Regions from separate parts of the Homo sapiens genome. Here region 2 is linked to region 1. A link is a loop called in an ENCODE intact Hi-C map of the cell type or tissue named here. Cell type or tissue: heart right ventricle. All regions are shown on one strand. Links, peaks and the distances in the headings refer to the core of each region. The heading gives the core; the rest is flanking DNA.

Region 1 (2,913 bases), core at 211-2,710:
GCATCCACACCATTCAGTCACAAAGACTACACTGTTTATCTTTGCATTTCAAGCTTGTTAAGAAAAGCAGGCTGGGCACAGTGGCTCACGCCTGTAACCCCAGCACTTTGGGAGGCCAAGGCAGGTGGATCACCTGAGGTCACCTGCCTGACCAACATGGTGAAATCCCGTCTCTACTGAAAATACAATAATTAGCCAAGTGTGGTGGCAGGTGCCTGTAATCCCAGGTACTTGGAAGCCTAAGACAGGAGAATCACTTGAACCCCGGAGGCGGAGGTTGCAGTGAGCCGATTGGGCCACTGCACTCTAGCCTGGATGACAGAGCAAGACTCTGTCTCAAAAAAAAAAAAAAAAAAAAGCTTGTTAAGAAAAGCAGTTTGTAACCAGGGAGAGTGAAAGCCATCTGGATGCGAGGATGTTGGCTACCTTGGGAGGGGACTGGGTGGTAACTGGTAGGAGGCTCAGGGGGCTTTGCTGGTTATGCTGTTTCCCGACCTGGATGCTGATTATGTGACTGTGCTCCCTTTGTGAAATCCATGGAGCTGTCCACTTATGTGCACTTTTCTGTATGTCTGTTAATTTTCTTTTTTTTTTTTTTTTTTTTTTTTTTTTTGAGACAAGGTCTGGCTCTGTCACCCAGGCTGGAGTGCAGTGACACAATCTTGGCTTACTGCAACCTCTGCCTCCCAGGTACAAGCCTTCCACCTCAGCTTCCTGAGCAGCTCGGACTACAGGGACACAACACCACACCCAGCTAATTTTTGTATTTTTTGTAGAGACAGGTATAACCTGTTGGCCAGGATGGTCTCGAACTCCTGAGCTCAAGCAATCTGCCTGCCTCTGCCTCACAAAGTGTTGGGATTATAGGTATGAGCCATAATCCCACCTGGGCTCTGTTAATTTTCAGTGAAATGTACTGTCAAAGACTGCTTTGTCTTTGCCTAGAGAAAAGAATTAGGAGAGGCTTTTCCCTGTATAATGTTTGAGATCTTTCTAATTTTGACACAAGTAAATGCATTATTACATAATGAAACTCAATGTCTAGGTGAGAGGTTGGCAAACTACAGCCTGCAGGCCAAATCTGGCTCAATGCCTGGTTTTCTTTTTAATTGGGATATAATTGACATACCAATTCAGTGGTTTTTAATATGTTTAATATATTCACAAGGTTGTACAACCAACCTCACTACGTAATTCCAGAACATTTCATCATCCCCTAAAGAAACCCTGTAACCCTTGGCAGTCATTCCTTATTCCCCCACTCCTAGAACTTGGCAACCATTAATCTAGTTTCTGTCTCTATGGATTTGTCTATTCGCTACAGAATACATTTAACAGAAATGGAATCATAGGCATATGAAACATTAGCATGTTTCCAAGGTTAATCTATGTTGTAGCCTGTGTCAGTATGTTATATCTATTTTTATGGCTGAATAATATTCCACTGTGTGGATATTTGTTTATATTCATTCAATTGATGGCCATTTGGATTGCTTCCACCTTGTGGCTATTATAAAAAGTGCTGCTATTGGCCAGGCATGGTGGCTCTTGCCTGTAATCCCAGTACTTTGGGAAGCCGAGGCAAGCGGATCACTTGAGGTCAGGAGTTCAAGACCAGCCTGGCCAACAAGGTGGAATCCCGTCTCTAGTAAATATACAAAAAATAAAAATAAAAAAATTAGGCGGGTGTGATGGTGCACACCTATAATCCCAGCTACTCAGGAGGCTGAGGCAGGAGAATCGCTTGAACTGGGGAGGCGGAGGTTACAGTGAGCCAAGATGGCACCACTGCACTCTAGCCTGGGTGACAGAGCTAGACTCCATCTCAAAAAAAAAAAAAAAAAAAAAAACACTGCTATGAACACTTGTGTACATGTTTTTATGTGAACATGTTTTCAATTCTCTTTGGTATATTCCTAGGAGTAAAATTGCCGATCATATGGTAATCTTGTGTGTGGTTTTGAAGAATGGTCAAACTGTCTTCCACACTGGGTGCAGCATTTTGTGGTTTGGATTTGCATTTCCCTAAGACCTAATGATGCTGAGCATATTTATATGTGCTTTTCGGCCACTTGTATGTTTTCTCTGGAGAAGTGTCTATTCAAATCCTTTGCCCATTTTAAATTAGGGTTATTTGTCTTTTTAGCCCTGAGCTAAAAAACGTTCTTTTTATGTTCTGAACACTAGATTTTTATTAGATAACTAACTTGCAAATATTTTCTCCCATTCTGTGGGCTGTCCTTTTATTATTATTTATTATTATTATTATTTTTGAGACGGAGTCTCGCTCTGTTGCCCAGGCTGGAGTGCAGTGGCGCGATCTCGACTCACTGCAACCTCCGCCTCCTGGGTTCAAGCGATTCTCCTGCCTCAGCCTCCTGAGTAGCTGGGACTACAGATGCCTGCCACCATGCCTGACTAATTTTTGTATTTTTAGTAGAGATGGGGTTTCACCATATTGGCCAGCCTGGTCTCAAATGCCTGACCTCAGATGATCCACCCGTCTCGGCCTCTCAGAGTGCTAAGATTATAGGCATAAGCCACCGCACCTGGCCTTTTTATTTATTTATTTATTTTTTGAGACTAGGTCTTGCTCTGTCACCCAGGCTAGAGTGCAATGGTGAGATTATAGCTCACTGCAATCTCCAGCTCCTGGGCTCATGTGATCCACCCACCTTAGCCTCCCCAAGTAGCTGGGTTTATTCTAACAAGTGTGTGCCACCATACCCAGCTATTTTTTTTTTTCTAGATATCGGGTCTCACTATGTTGCACAGGCTGGTCTCAAACTCCTGGGCTCAAGTGATCCTCCCACCTCAGCCTTCCAAAGTGCAGGGATTACAGGCATGAGCCACTGTGCTCAGCCCCATCCATTCCTGCCAGTGCAGCTGGAGGAATCTATTCAAACCAGAAAT
Region 2 (2,913 bases), core at 314-2,813, 72 kb before region 1:
GTTTACTAAGGACTTGTGGGGAGGAACCATGCTAAGCCATGACCAATGAGGAGAAGCAACAGAGCCTGTCTGTCCCCAGGAGCCAGTCCTCTGCTCGTCTGCAGTCAGGCCACTGCCTGAGGGCTCTAGTCATTCCAGTGGAAGATGAATGTAACCTGCATGGTGATGTGACAACTGTTTCCTCCCTGACGCCAGAGGAGCTGGCTCTAGAAGGTTGGGATCAATCCTGAATTTAGTTATGTGTTACATTTAATTTAAGAAGTATAGTATATATAAATAATACAAAACAATAACCCTTCTGGGGTTTCTCGTGGCGGTTGAAATAGTCCCACATGTAGTCATCAGAAAATAAGCCATTCCTCATACCAATATAGGATCAGCTCCTTGACCTCTGAGGGGCAGGAGTGCTTCCTGGTGTGGGTATTACAATCCCTTCCTGCCTTGTTTCGTGACAGTGAAATGCCTCTTGGTCCTGTCCAAGTATGTCTTTCACTGATTTCTGAATCATGTTCTACTTGCTTGGCCCTGCCACATGGGTCCAGTGTTCATCTGAGCATAACTGTACTAAATCTTTTTCCAGATCAGTATAATAAAGGAGTGATGTGAAAAAAAAAAAAAAGAAAGAAAAAAAGAAATTAACCCTTTTGAGTCCTCATGTCTCTTGGGGGAGGGGGGTTGTTTATTATAATTACAATATTATATTTGACTGTAGCTCAAGGAAGGGATCAAGTCTTATTCCTAAGTAAACCTGGCCCTGAAGGCATTTCTAGACTAAATAAAGAGCTGTCTTCCATTCAAGTTTTGTTTCCCAATATGTTCCTGGCCTTTTTTTTTTTTTTTTTTGAGACAGAGTCTCACTCTGTCGTCCAGGCTGGAGTGCAGTGGCATGATCTCAACTCGCTGTAACCTCCGCCTCCACAGTTCAAGCAATTCTCCCACCTTGGCGTCCCGAGTAGCTGGGATTATAGGCACCTGCCACCATGCCTGGCTAGTTTCTGTATTTTTAGTAGCAAAGGGGTTTCACCATGTTGGCCAGGCTGTTTTTGAACTCCTGACCTCAAGTGATCCACCCGGCTCAGCCTCCCAAAGTGCTGGGATTACAGGTGTGAGCCACCACGTTCGGCTCCCTGGCCCTCTTCTAAGGGCTGCAGATACCTCATCTCATTTAATCCCATCTAGACTGTGTAGATCTCATCATCCATAGGCATGGATAGCACAGAGATGAAACTGAGGCTCAGAATAACTGGCCACCAATGGGAAGGGGCCAAGCTGTTACAGAGCCTGTGCTCACATGTTGTAACCCTGGTAGATACCCCCTCCCCACCCCAACCTTGGGTCAAGGAACCAGGCCAGGACCTAAGCACAGTTGGTGTCCTGTGGACATGAATTTATTAGAGGGGACTGGCACCAGAGTGGGCACAAGCTGCAGGCTGGGAGGAAGGGGCAGGGGTGGGAGCACAGCCAATGGTGTGTCAGTCAGTGGGCCAGCAGGCGTGCTGTTCTTCACCCTGCAGAGCTTCAGTGCCCAGGGCGTGCCGGAGGCTTTGGGAAGACTGGGGAGAGGAAAGAGTGAGGCTCAGAGAAGAAACCTGCCAAGCTCACACGGGAGGGGCAGCACGTCGACCCCAGGCCCATGGCCCTCTCTCTCATATTGTTGGTCCTCACTCCTGCCTCCCAAGCTCCCACACCAGCCCCCAGCTCCTGTCCCATCCTGCACTCACTGCGGAGGGAGTAGGTGCCTGGTTCCAGTTGCATCTGGGGAGGCAAGACGATGAGAAAGTCCCCACCCCAGGCGTTTTTGACCCTTGAGAGATAATTTTGGGAGGGAGGGCGATGACATTCAGAGGTCAGAGAAGGGCACTTGGATGACACAGGCTTAAGCAAGTGGCTGCTGCAGTGCTGGGGCAAACCACAGGGGGAACAGTGGGGCGGCGAGAGGCCAGGGCCCCGGGGAAGGCGAACAGGGACCTGTGGACAGACCCTCTGAACCCCACCATGGTGGGGGCGCCGGTCCCGAGTCCAAGCCCAGTGGAATGGCTCCTTTGCCATGACCTGGGAGGAGCAGAGTGGACAGTAAATGGGGTGGGAACCCCAGCCTTCCCCACACCCCAGGTTGCCTCCCAGCCTCACCTCCTCACAGCACTGGCGGCTCACAACAGCCCGGAAACCCATCCGTGCCCAAAGCTTATCCCTCTGGTGCAGGAATTTCCCCACTCGTAAACACCAATCTTTTCCCAGGGCCCATGGAAAAATCTCACATTTGGGGCCCTCCAGGTCCTCCTCCATGTCGTTTGCAAGGTACCTAGCCACAGAGGCACAAGGTCAGGGAGCAGAGGCCACACATCTGCCCTGTCCCATCTGACACCTCCAGCAAATGCCTCCACTGCCTGCCCCCACCACTCACAGGGCCAAGAACAGGCTGCTGTGGGTATACTCGCTGAGCTTCAGGTGGGCGCGCTGGAAGTAGACCAGCACCATGGCCAGGAGATACTGCAGAGACAGATCGGGGTGGGGGGTTAGTTATTCTCTGAGGAGGAGGGGCTTGCACCCAGGTTCATTTGCACCCAGGGAGGTTTTGCTGCAGGGAAAGAAAGTCAGTAAAATGGTGGGAAGTGGTGTGCAAAGATGAGGGGGTAAGGATGGAAGGTGAGTGGCTCTCCCTACCAGACCAGGGCACTCAATTCCCACCAACTCAACCTGACCCTCAAGAGACCCCCAGCCTGTACTCCCTCACCTTATCTGAAATCTGGAAGCAGGGGTCTTTGGAGAGGAATTCCTGGACAAAACTGTCCTCTGAGGGTAGAGAAGACATGACAGGACGCAGGTTACCACCACCTCCATGGAGAAGAGTGGCATCAGAAGCTCCAAAGCCCAAGCCACCACTGAACCCTCTCTCTCTTTCTCTTTTTCTCC

What was found. Hi-C counts contacts between places; a loop is a spot of excess contacts. Peaks named below come from ENCODE experiments on the same cell type or tissue, not always from the same donor. Only the 100,000 strongest peaks of a DNase experiment are listed, where the experiment ranks them.
Region 2: it touches region 1 in a loop (9-fold over the local background); 36 of 110 quality-filtered maps call a loop at or near these places.

Annotation. Positions count from the first base shown.
Region 1 is chr11:65,099,463-65,102,375 of GRCh38, reverse strand. All of the region lies in intron 2 of VPS51 (VPS51 subunit of GARP complex), which reads right to left. Among named protein-coding and RNA genes, the nearest start is that of VPS51, 4.7 kb to the right of the region's middle. RefSeq lists a silencer at 1-139. In heart right ventricle, for the core only: a CTCF peak has its summit at 1,520 (motif pointing left); no DNase peak of the experiment used is centred there; H3K27ac peaks cover 1,208 bases.
Region 2 is chr11:65,171,823-65,174,735 of GRCh38, reverse strand. SPDYC (speedy/RINGO cell cycle regulator family member C) reads right to left here. Exons shown (of 7, transcript NM_001008778.3): 3 at 2,735-2,793; 4 at 2,405-2,490; 5 at 2,131-2,302; 6 at 1,722-2,052; 7 at 1,362-1,553. The coding sequence ends at 1,519. It also overlaps the pseudogene PGAM1P8. Among named protein-coding and RNA genes, the nearest start is that of SPDYC, 3.0 kb to the right of the region's middle. In heart right ventricle, for the core only: no CTCF peak of the experiment used is centred there; no DNase peak of the experiment used is centred there.